Regions from separate parts of the Homo sapiens genome. Here region 1 is linked to region 2. A link is a contact called in ENCODE Hi-C or POLR2A ChIA-PET data. All regions are on one chromosome and are shown on one strand. Each heading gives the region's core, a stretch centred on a gene start or an enhancer-like site at or near the end of the contact. The rest is flanking DNA. Distances are from core to core; before and after follow the strand shown.

Evidence for each region. A loop is a pair of places that touch in the nucleus more often than their neighbours do. ChIA-PET counts read pairs that join two places held with the same protein, here RNA polymerase II (POLR2A). Pooled maps may share reads with other maps.
Region 1: a pooled map shows a loop between it and region 2 (4-fold over the local background). The contact joins the enhancer-like site here to the promoter of MTFP1 in region 2. A Hi-C loop is called at or near these places in 7 of 50 pooled maps. POLR2A ChIA-PET finds 5 or more read pairs at or near these places in 5 of 52 experiments (GM12878, MCF 10A, PC-3 and 2 more).

What each region holds. Positions count from the first base shown.
Region 1 is chr22:30,104,637-30,110,435 of GRCh38, reverse strand. All of the region lies in intron 5 of HORMAD2 (HORMA domain containing 2), which reads right to left. It also overlaps the pseudogene RPL36P17. Among named protein-coding and RNA genes, the nearest start is that of HORMAD2, 27 kb to the right of the region's middle. Within about 2 kb of position 1,640, at least 3 of the 41 ENCODE cell types and tissues checked have a DNase peak (open chromatin) inside an H3K27ac peak, as active enhancers do; they include PC-3, where a contact is called at or near this core.
Region 2 is chr22:30,422,261-30,427,931 of GRCh38, reverse strand. It overlaps MTFP1 (mitochondrial fission process 1), which reads right to left and starts at 2,164. Exons shown (of 4, transcript NM_016498.5): 1 at 1,986-2,164; 2 at 1,088-1,215; 3 at 529-761. The coding sequence starts at 2,052. SEC14L2 (SEC14 like lipid binding 2) reads right to left here. Exons shown (of 12, transcript NM_012429.5): 12 at 2,629-5,655. The coding sequence ends at 5,525. RefSeq lists enhancers at 785-1,345, 1,346-1,904, 5,500-5,671 and a silencer at 3,522-3,631.

The sequences.
Region 1 (5,799 bases), core at 391-2,890, 320 kb after region 2:
CCAGCCTGGGCGACAGAGCGAGATTCCATCTCAAAAAAAAAAAAAAAAAAAAGTATATGCTCACAATTCGATAGCAATTTTTTTGCATTATAAAGGGGAATTTCCTAGATATCTGAAAACTGATTCTTTCCTATAATTTTTTCTTTTTTTCTCTCCATTTCTGAAAGACTAGCATTTTTTAATTGATATATAATAGTTGTACATATTTTGGGGGTACATGTGATATTTTGATACCTGTATATAATGTGTAATGAGTTCAACTGTATTTTAAATCATTTCTAGATTACTTATAATACTTAATACCATGTAAATGCTATATAAATACTTGTCACACTGTATTTTTTATTTGTATTATTTTTATTGTTGTACTGTTATTTTTTCTAAATATTTTCCAGTTGGTTGAATCTGTGGATGTAGAATGCTCTGATACATGGAGGGCCAACTGTACTAACTATTCACTCATTCAAGTGAGAGTCCATTACGTACACAGGGCTCTGCTAGAGACGAGAGGGACACAAAAAAGATAACTATCCCTACCCTTAAAAAGTTATATTCTAGTTCTGGAGGCAAAAGGTATACAAAATAATTCATTATTACTAAATAATTAAATATGCAACAAGTACCTCAAAAAGTGTCCCATTTGAAACTAATCTACTAAAGTAAAAACATCTTATATGTCTATAAAGTCCTTGTCCTCTCTACATATACACTACTATGAACAGATTATCTCTGCTTGAAAGAGTAACATATAGAGATAGAAATATAATCAAGCCAATGATAATTGTTTTTAAAAACTAGAATACAAATCAGAAAATTTCAGGCCAGTCACAGTGGTTCTTGCCTGTAATCCCAGCACTTTGGGAGCCCAAGGTGGGCAGATCATTTGAACCCAGGAGTTCAAAGCCAGCCTGGGAAACATGGTAAGATGCCATCTCTACAAAAAGTAAATAATTAGCTAGGCATAGTGGTGCACACTTGTGGTCCTAGCTACTTGGGAGGCTGAGGCAGGAGGATTGTTTGAGGCCTGGAAGTTGAGGCTGCAGTGAGCTGTGATTGTGCCAATGCACTCCAGCCTAAGCAACAGAGTGAAACCCTATAAGAAAGAAAGAGAGGGCCGGGCATGGTGGCTCACGCCTGTAATCCCAGCACTTTGGGAGTCTGAGGCCGGAGGATCACAAGGTCAGGAGTTTGAGACCAGCATGGCCGACATGGTGAAACCCCGTCTCTACTAAAAATACAAAAAATTAGCCAGGTGTAGTGGCAGGCACCTGTAATCCCAGCTACTCGGGAGGCTGAGGCAGGAGAATCACTTGAACCCGGGAGGCAGAGGTTGCAGTGAGCCAAGACCACGCCACTGCACTCCAGCCTGGGCAACAGAGAGAGACTCCAAAAAAAAAAAAGAAGAAAGGAAGGAAGGAGGGAGGGAAGGAGGAAAGGAAAGAAAGGAAGGAAAGAGAGAAAGGAAGAAAAAGAAGAAAGGAAGGAAGGAAGGAAAGAAGGAGGGAGGGAGAGAAAGAGAGAGCGAGAGAAAGAAAGAGAAAAGAAAAAAAATTTCAGAACCATAATTTCATATCAAAGGACTAAAACTTTACTGCCACTGTGTGGCCATTTTGATTACTGCATATAAACTCATACATTACTTAATTGAGTTCATTTATTTATGCATTCATTCAAAAATAGACATGGTCCCAATCTCAGGGAACATTTAGACTAGCAGGGGAGAACAACGTTAAACAACAAAAAAATAGCAAAGATAGCTACATCATTAACATTGTGTTCATTGCTATGAAGAAGCAGCATGGGATGCTATGAGAACATGAAATAAAGGGACCATCTAGGCTAGGGAGGAGGGTGTCAGGGAGGGAAGTATTTACTTCCCTAGGGAAGTAAATATTTAAGCTGAGACTTGACAGATAAATTGGAGTTAGCCAGGCAAGGTGTATGGGGCAGGGGAGAGAAGTTTCCAGGCAAGAGGAACAATATATGCAAAGGTAAAAGGAGCTTGGCATGTTCTAGATTCTTTGTGTGGCTTGAACATGGGAATGACAGTGATGCCCTGGACAGGAAGATAGGGATCATACAGGCCTTGCAGACCATGTGAAGGACCCTGAACTTTATTTTAAAAGCTGTGGAAAATTTTTAGGCAAAAGAATGACATGATCAGACTTGGGTTTCTGAAAGTATGCAGTGTGGACAGTGGGTTGGAATGGTGAGGGATTGAGAATGCGAATAAGGAAACAAGCTAGATAGCTATATACAATATAGTCTCTTTTTTTACAATAATTATCTGCAACACTGATATGTACTTATTTTGAAGAATTCAAGCATAATATAAAGTACAAAATAAGTATAAAAATCACCCAAAATTGAAACCCCATCTCTACTTTAAAAATACAAAAATTAGCAAGGCATGGTGGCACGTGCCTGTAGTCCCAGCTACTTGGGAGGCTGAGGCAGAAGAATTGCTTGAACTCGGGAGGCAGAGGTTGCAGTGAGCCGAGATCACACCACTGCACTCCAGCCTGGGCAATAGAGCGAGACTCCGTCTCAAAAAAAAAAAAAATCACACAAAATTTCATAACTAGAAATAATCATGCTCTTACAGGGGAACACCTTTCAAGATCTCTAGATACTCAAATCTGATTTTACTCAAACTATTTTCATTTATTTATTTATTTATTTATTTGAGATGAAGTTTCGCTCTGTCGCCCAGGCTGGAGTGCAGTGGCATGGTCTCAGCTCACTGCAACCTCTGCCTCCTAGGCTCAAGCAATTCTCCTGCCTCAGCCTCTCGAGTAGCAGGGATTATAGGCACCAGCCACCATACTCAGCTAATTTTTTGTATTTATAGCAGAGACAGGGTGTCACCATGTTGCCCAGGCCGGTCTCAAACTCCTGGGTTCAAGAGATCCACCCGTCTCAGCCTCCCAAAGTGCTGGGATTACAGGTGTGAGCCACTGTGTTCGGCCTCAAACTACTTTTAAAACATATCATACCAGCTACAAGATCACCTGAGGAAAGTTATAAAAGATTAACAACTGAAAAACAATATAAATACTATTTACTTAAGAGACTAAGTCATCTATCTAAAATTTTGTCTTTTGATCTCTCCAAAACAAGCTATTTTGACTGAGTCAGTCATACAGGTAGACATTTAGTAAAATAAATTTATCAAACTAGCTAGATACTCTTTGTACATTATACTGCTATTTTAGTACATGTAATACTTATAATTTTTTATTTAAGAAGTGACCCTATTATATTATGACCTCCCTGGGAGTGGAATCACATTTTACTCTCATTATTATCTCATCCAATGCTTAGGCACAGTGTCTGGCACAGATTAAATAGCCAATGTATAAAGAATGAATGTTTAACACATACATAGTATTTGTTATGTGCCAGGCATTGTTCTAACCATTTTAGATCAGTGGTTTTCAAATTATGGTCCCTAGACCAGCAGTCAAGAGCATCTCTTATAATTTGTCTGAAATGCAAATTCTTACATCAGAAATTTTGAGGTGAGGCTTCACAACATGTGTTTTAACAAGTCCTCCAGGTGATTCTGATGCAAGCTAAAGTTTGAGAACCACTGCTTTAGATTATTAACTCATTTAATTATCAAATATCCTTAACAAGTGGATTCTATTATTATCCCCATCTTATATGCAAAGAAACTAAGGTACCAAAAGGTAGGTTACGTGCCAAAGGTCACACAGGTGTTAAGTGACAGAACTGGGATTCTTCAGACCATCTGACTCCAAAACTTGAAGTTCTAACTATATTGTACTGCCCCTCAATGAGGAACAGTCAGGAAATGCTGCTAAATGAATGGATGAAGGGGAATGAGTGAGCACTGTTCAGTATAACAGTGATGGCCGTCTCCCCCTCTCAATCTGTCCAAATATTCAGGGCCTCCAAAGCTCAGAGGCTATTTTCTCTCAAAAGATTTCTCTCATGTTTCTCACAGGGTATAGTGCCTCCTTTCCCATACTTCCCATTGCATATGATCATTATCTGTCTTTTGGCATGCATCACTTTCTAATGAGCATTATAGGGGTGATTGAAATATCTCTGATATTTTTACATAAAAATATCAAATTGATATAAAAAAATCAATATATAGTCTGGGTGAAGTGGTTCATGCCTGTAATCCCAGCATGTTGGGAGGCTGAGTTGGGCAGATCACTTGAGGTCAGGAGTTCGAGAGAAGCCTAGCCAACATGGTGAAACCCCATCTCTACTAAAAATACAAAAATTAGCCGAGTGTGGTGGTGCATTTCTGTAATCTCAGCTACTTAGGAGGCTGAGGCAGCAGCATCGCTTGAACCTGGGAGGCGGAGGTTGCAGTGAGCCAAGTTTGCGCCACTGCACTCCAGCCTGGGCAACAGAGTAAGACTCTGCCACACACTCACAAAAAAATTAATAAATAAACATGTAAAGCCCAATATGACATAGATACTGGCCAATCAGAAAGGATGCCAATTTGGCTCTAGAGCTGGCCTCCTGGAAGCAACGTTCGGACTAGATATTAACCCTTTGGTTACTGGATTTTGGAGTGTTCTGGAGAGATCCCAAAAGAGACACTGTAAGGTGATGGGGAGGATATTGATGGGGAGCCACATGAGGTCTCAGAAAAGTAGCTATTCACCATTCAATACAGAAATATTTCAATATTTTAAGAGCAGATACAGCTGAGTCAGTATGTAACAGCTGATCATCAGCCCTGCATATGAATTCACTTATCTTCTGCCATGGTTACAAGCTCTTTCCCACTTCTGTTTTATCTTTGTATCCCTAGGTCCCTCTGGTCAGTGTTGAATAAATCATAAGTAACAAATGTGCAGTGGAAATAGAAATGTATGAATTTGCTAAATAATCCAGTGTAAGGCTTCCTGACCTCAAGATTTCTTAAAGGAACAGGAATTGAGGAGTAAAAAGAAGACATAGATGGAGAAAGTGGGGAAAAGCAGTGGCGGAAATTTCAAATACTTACAGGCCTTGGCTGTCACTGGAGAGCAGCAGCCATGGTTCTGCTTTATCCTACAGCCATGGGCCTCAACAAGGGCCACAAGGTGACCAAGAATGTGAGCAAGCCCAGGCCCAGCTGCCATCGCAGGTGCCTGACCAAACACACCAAGTTCATGCGGGATATGATCTGAGAGGTGTGTGGCTTCACCCTGTATGGGCAGCATCCCATGGAGTAGCTCAAGGTCTCCAAGGACAAAAGGGCCTTCAAGTTCATCAAGAAAAAGGTGGGAACACACATCCGCACCAAGAGGAAGTAGGAGGAGCTGCGCAATGTCCTGGCCACCATGAGGAAAGCCGCTGCCAAGGACTGAGCCCCCTGCCTTGCCCTGCCCTCTGTTCATAATAAAAGCTTCACAGAAAAAAAAAGAAAAAGAGAAATTTCATTTATATACATCTTGTCTCTTCAACTAGGACTAGAGCCTCCATTTTGTACACCCTTCATAGCTGTCTTGGGCAGCATGAAAGATCAGATGCACTTAAAATTTAAGCTGTATTTTTTTAAAATTTGAGGTACAATACTAGCTATTGTAAGGGAATAGATTATACTTATGAACAAAATATAGTTACCAAAATAACTAAGACAGAATAAAAACCAATTATTCAAGTCAATTTTTTCCTTTCATATCTGCAAATTGAATCACCACTATTCTAAATTTGTTCAATGCACTAAATGCCAGATTCTTGTCTCTCCTGTCCCACATCCTGTGGATCTCTTCCAGTGACTTCAGAGGAAACTCTGTGGTCAAAAAATGTGAGTATGTAAAAGAG
Region 2 (5,671 bases), core at 915-3,414:
ACAAGGAGAAAGCAGGTGAAGCCAGCAAGAAATAGGGTGGGGTGGGGAGAAAGGCAGCAGGATGGGGAGACCCAGACCCCTAATGACATAATTTGGGTACCTAGATCTAGCCATGCCTGAATGCAACACAGCCCTGGACTTTTACTCCATTTTATTCAAATATTCAGTTTGAGTTAGGCTTCTGTCACCAATACCTCCCAAAATGCATCCCCTCTAGGGTGCACCTGCTCCTGCTTCTCTCTGGTTGTTTTGTAACACTAGACTTTCTTTCTGGGAATTTACTTGTCCTGTGTCCCATACCCTCAACGCACCCCTCTTCTTTTATTGCTAAAGTGCCTGCCATACCATATGACAAGGGTACAGGCTGTCCTTTCTAACCCAGGAGCCAAGTGCCAGCCTTGTCCCTGCTATTGCTCCAGCAAAGTGGGCATACCCCACACTTCACAGAGTCTAGCTCTACCTGGAGACTGGATGATCCACTCTCATCACTGGAGAGTGGATGATCCCTGAGGCCAAGAAGGTACCCACCTGTCAATGGGGTGGATAATGATGGGGATGGTCAACAGCCCAAGCGCGGTGGTGGTCCACTTGCGGACAGCCAGGGGCCAGCGGGTGGCAGTGCCCAGGACATAGAGAGAGGCAGCACACACGCGGTTGATGGTGAAGCCCGGAATGGCCACAGAGGCTAGAGCCTGCCATACAAAGGTGTCCACCACAGCCACAGTCACCCTGGCGCTGCGGCCTGCTTCAGGGCTGGGCACCTGGTGGGCGCAGAGACACTTAATCCAGCTGGGGCAGAGGCAGAAAATCCTGCGACAAGGGGCACGAGGCTAGACCGGGAGGGGCAAGTGGCCAGTGGACTTGTCCGCACCCAGGAGTGGGGTACAGTCTGCCACATCCAGTTCGGGGAGTGGGAGTGTGGGGGCAGGGGTACACTGTCCTACAAACAGGACTGTCTATGGACTGCACTAGGCAAGGTTGTAGGGACTGGAGTGTCCCACAGGGACTTTATCACATGCAAGGCTGTGGACTGAACCACACAAGAAGAGAGCTAGGGTTGGGGGTTGGAAAATAGGCTAACACTCACCTCTCCAGCCTTCTTGCCTTTGTCAATGGCATCCGCCAGCACGTAGGAGCTGGCCACGCCATAGCTCAGCCACACCACCGCCGCTGGCACAAGAGAGCGGAAAGCCTCGCCCACCTCATTGGCATAGCCTGGGGGAGGGAACATTTAATTCCTAGGCTCGCAACTGTTCCACGAGGGGGCGTTGGAGCAGGCTGGTTCTCATCCTAGCCAGCTAAGCAGTCCCTGGGTGACCTTAGGCAAGTGACTTGACCTCTCTGAGCCTCCCTTTCCGAGATGTAAACTGGTGCCATGATGCCCACCTCGGACTCGGGCCACTGAGGGCGGACTGAGCACTGAGTCACTGTTACCATTGCTTATTGGTTAGATTTCCTGGTCTTGGTCCCAGGAGTAACTGCACTAATGAGGTGACAGGCACCCAGAGGGGCAGAGTGATCGAGGGCAGCGCCACTGACCAGACGCTCGCCAAGTGCCAGGGCTTTCTGCGCTTTATCCCATTCCACCCTCGCAACCACCACCCAATGAGAGAGGCCCTCGTGTGTATCTCGTTTGTTTTTTGTTTTGTTTTTGTTTTTTTGCCGAGGAGGAAACTGAGGTTCAGACAGAGCCAGTGCGTGTCAGGACCGAAATGGGAGTGGAGATCCCGACTCCACAGCCAGCCAGAGCGCATGCCAGAGCGGGCAGCCCGCTCACCCCATGGGAGCTTCCGCCCTGGGCGACCCACCAGGGTAGTGTGACCTTGGGCAAGTCCCTAGCCCTGTCTGAGCCCAGTCTCCGGCCCAAAAGCAGAATGAGAACTAAGATCATCCCGCCTCCTCCAGGCCCCGGGCGGGCGTCCGGCGACCCCTGCTTCTCCAGCCCAGTGGTGGTGGGGTCGCCGCGCCCGTCGCCCCGCGCTCACCCAGGTATCGCACCCACGTGTCCCGGTAGAGATCGCGCTCTGCGCCCCGCGGCTGCGGCTCTGACATGACTCTCCCGCCACGGCCCCGGCCACTACAGCCGGTACTGGCTCCACTGCAGTCTCCGCCGCCGGCACTTGGGTCTGCCCGGCCGGGACCCGCCGAAAGTCCCGCGCCGAAGGACAGGTCAGGAAATCTCCGCCAGCAGGGAGCGTCTGCAAATTCCCCCCGCGCACCGAAGCCCCTCTCCCAGGCTCGGGTTTTACAGACTGGTTTTCGTCACGTTTTCTCTGAGCTGTTGGCGCTAATCGCTCCCAGGACTGAGTGTAGGTTTTGGAGCCAAAGAGACAGGGGATCAAGTTGGGGGATGCTACACTGCAAAGCTTGTGACCTCGGGCTTATCCAGCATCTCTTTATTCATTTGTAAAAACGAGGGAGGGACACAGGCTGGGCCCGTTGGCTCACGCCTGTGATCCCAGCACTTTGGGAGGCCGGAGGCGGGAAGATCTCTTGAGCCCAAGGGTTCGAGAACAGCCTGGACAACATAGCGAGACCTCGTCTCTACTAAAAAAAAAAAAAAAAAATTAATGTAATAAATAAAATGGGGAACACAATAGTGTCCACTCCCTAGGATGGTTCCGAGGATTAATTATAACAGTCACCATTTATTGAGTTTATTGCCAGTCTACATGTTCGCTAAAGGACTCTCCATGTCTTACACCTGAAACCCTCCCACCAGCCTGGGAGCCCGTTTTACAGGTGAGAAAATGGAGGCACAGAGAAGGTGGGTCATTTTCCCAGAACACACAGCTGCTAAGTGGTGAAGTTGTGATTTGAATCCAAACAGTGTGGATCCAGATCCCGTGCTCTTAATGCGAGCTCTAAATGAGGCTAGAGGAGTGAACGGTGAGCCCCTGGGAGGTAGGTGCCTGGACTCTGGAGTCCCTTCTCAGCAGTCGCCATGTATAACTAGGAAGCACTCGCATTTAACTGGATCAGTATGTCCCCAGACTGAGCTTCTTGGGGACAGGATGTTGGATGAATTAATTAACGAATGAATGAATCGGGCAAGGGAGACAGAGTTGGGGTTAGTGATTACAACAGGAGGAAGCCTTCCCCCGCTGGACCTCAGTTCACCCAGGTGAGCAATGTGTGCACTTCACTAAGTCTCTGTGACTCCTTGGCGGGTATAATTGAGCGGCGTTGGAGACAATCCTGGGTTCAAATCCTAGCTGTGCCGCCTACTGGCTGTTAGCCTCCCTGAGCCCCAGTTCCCACGTCTGCAAAAAAAATGAGAGTAGCCAACATTGACGAGCACTTACTTATACCAAGCTCTTAAGCGCTTTGCACGGCTTATTTCCTTTAATCTTTGCAACAACCCAAAGTGTAATAGTAAGCACAGGGTTTTTGCGTGATACCCGGTAGGCCTTATTAAGAATTAGCTCTTATTTTCATCAAAGGTAGAGAAAATGAGTAACTATTGAGGCCCCCGCTGGCTCCCTACGGAGGCCCCCGCTTTCAGCCCTAGGCGCCTCTGTCTTGTAGGGCTGTATAGGACAGTCCGGTCAGCAGTTACCTCAAGCTGAGCTGGGCTTGTAGGTTGGGGAGGGTGGTGGGTGGGAGAAAAGTTGATGGGGAACGCAGCGGTTCCCACCCCCTGAAACACCGGCAATGCTGGCGTGGAATTATTAGACAGTCCCTAAAACCACGTGATCGCTGCTCCTCCGCCTCCCTCTCATTCTGGGCCCAGTGCTAGCTCCGCAGGCGCTCGCCCGGACTCACACTTGGCTCGCACGGGCTACGCGGCACGTACTGAGCAGCTGGCGGGGCAGGGTCTCCGCCGTCACTGTGAAGGCCGTGGGGAGCATCCTTAGTGCCCTGATCAAAGATGGCGGAAGACAACCCACCAGCTGGACCAATCAGAAGGCAAGCTGGGCGTGGCCCCTTGGGAAAGCTCACGCTAGAGAGCCGAGGAGGATTTCTGCGCATGCGCCCTATCTATTGGCGTGAAACGGCTGCTGGGTCCGGGTCCCTGACGCCGTCTGAGTTTGGGCCTCTTGAGTGAGAGGCAGCGAGGAGCCTAGCGGTGGGCATTGAATTTCACTCCCTGCGCACTGAACGTTGCTTTATTCATTGGTTAATTTTCCTAACAGCGTTGTAAACCCAGGCCGGGATGTCCTGAGCGTTCTGGCAGAGGCCCGTGCAGCCTCGGCCCCTTCCGGTCCGCGCTAGCCTGGCCTTTGCCCTGAGCTCCCTCAGCTTCGCAAGATGAGCTTCCCAGACGGGGCCGGGGCCTGGCTCTGAGGGAAAGGCGTTCCCGCCAGGTCTGGGGCCGCCTTCCCATGTTCTCTAAAGCCCAGCACCTGTGGTTCGTTGGCGGGGCTCGTGGGATTGGGGTAAGGGCTGTGGTTTCGAGGCCGTCTGTGGCCGCCCCCAGCCCCTAGTCTGCGAGACGCCGGCCCCGCCTTTGGGCGGCCTCCTGCCTGGGGGGCCTCCAGGCCTGGCTACGCCGACCGGCACCTGAACTCCCTGCACGCGTTGCATGCCTCCCACAGAGATGGGACTGCTTAGTAAGACCTTGCTCAGGTCAGTCAGGAAGCGGGTTGGCGGGCACCGCGGGACACTCAGACTGGCAAACACCCTCTCCGAGTGCTGCTCTCTTGATCCCACTTAGCATTTTTGTCTCGGGGTTGCTCACATGGAGGACTGCTTGGTGAGAGGCCGGTAGCACTGAAAAGGGCACTGGACGATCTGCTTTTAGCATTCACTCCCACCCCCAACCTCCCTGGCCCTCCCTGCAGCTGCGATCCCTGTGGGTCATTTCCCTGGCGCTTTGTTTGCATGGAGAACAGCGGGTGGGTACCCGAAGTCCCAGGAAGCTCTGAGTCACTGACAATCATTAGTAATCAAAGAGGCAGGCCGTGTGGCCCAGGAGTTGCCAAAGTCTCAAAGTGAGGGAGAGGCCAGCCTGTCTACCGAGTGGGAAGATGTGTGCTGACTCAGGCCACCTCCTGAGACCTGGGAAAAGCCAAAAGCTACCCCAGCCTCAGTGCTAAAATGTTTGGAAGAGTTTCTGATCCCCACCGTAACTCTAGCAACCAGCTACCCTGCTACTCCTCATTGCGATCTAAACTTATGTGTTCATTTAGGAGCAAGTTTCTCCCCGGCAGCTGACTTCCCTGAAGTGTTAAGTCCCAATCTTTCACCCTTTTCTAATTTTTTTCCCTGCTGCCACCCTGTGGTACATGCCCCCCGCCACCCCCAGCTTCGCTGTCCCTGGACAGGTGAAGTTGGCACAGTTTACAGGACAGACAGATCCTATCACGATGGCCAGCCAGCTCCTGGGGACTCCTTAGGTATTTGATAGACACGGAGACCCACTGCAGTCGCTCTTCCTCTGCCTAACTGAAATGAAAGCTCCTGAGGTCTGTCCTCCAGCCCAGTTTCTTTGGGCTTCAGGGTTGTGCGAAAATGACTGCTACAAGGGGTAGAAATTGACAGGGAGACACTGAGGGGGCCAGGCCTGCTATAGGAGAAGGTGTTATTTCGGGGTGCCTGCCCCCAGCTGTTTCATCTTCTCTTCTGAGGCTTTGTCTGGAAGCAGGACCTCCACAGTGAAATTGACCTTCTTGGCATGAATGAAGCTGTAGGTGTTGTCAAACCGCAGGACATCTGAGGGAAGGCAGAA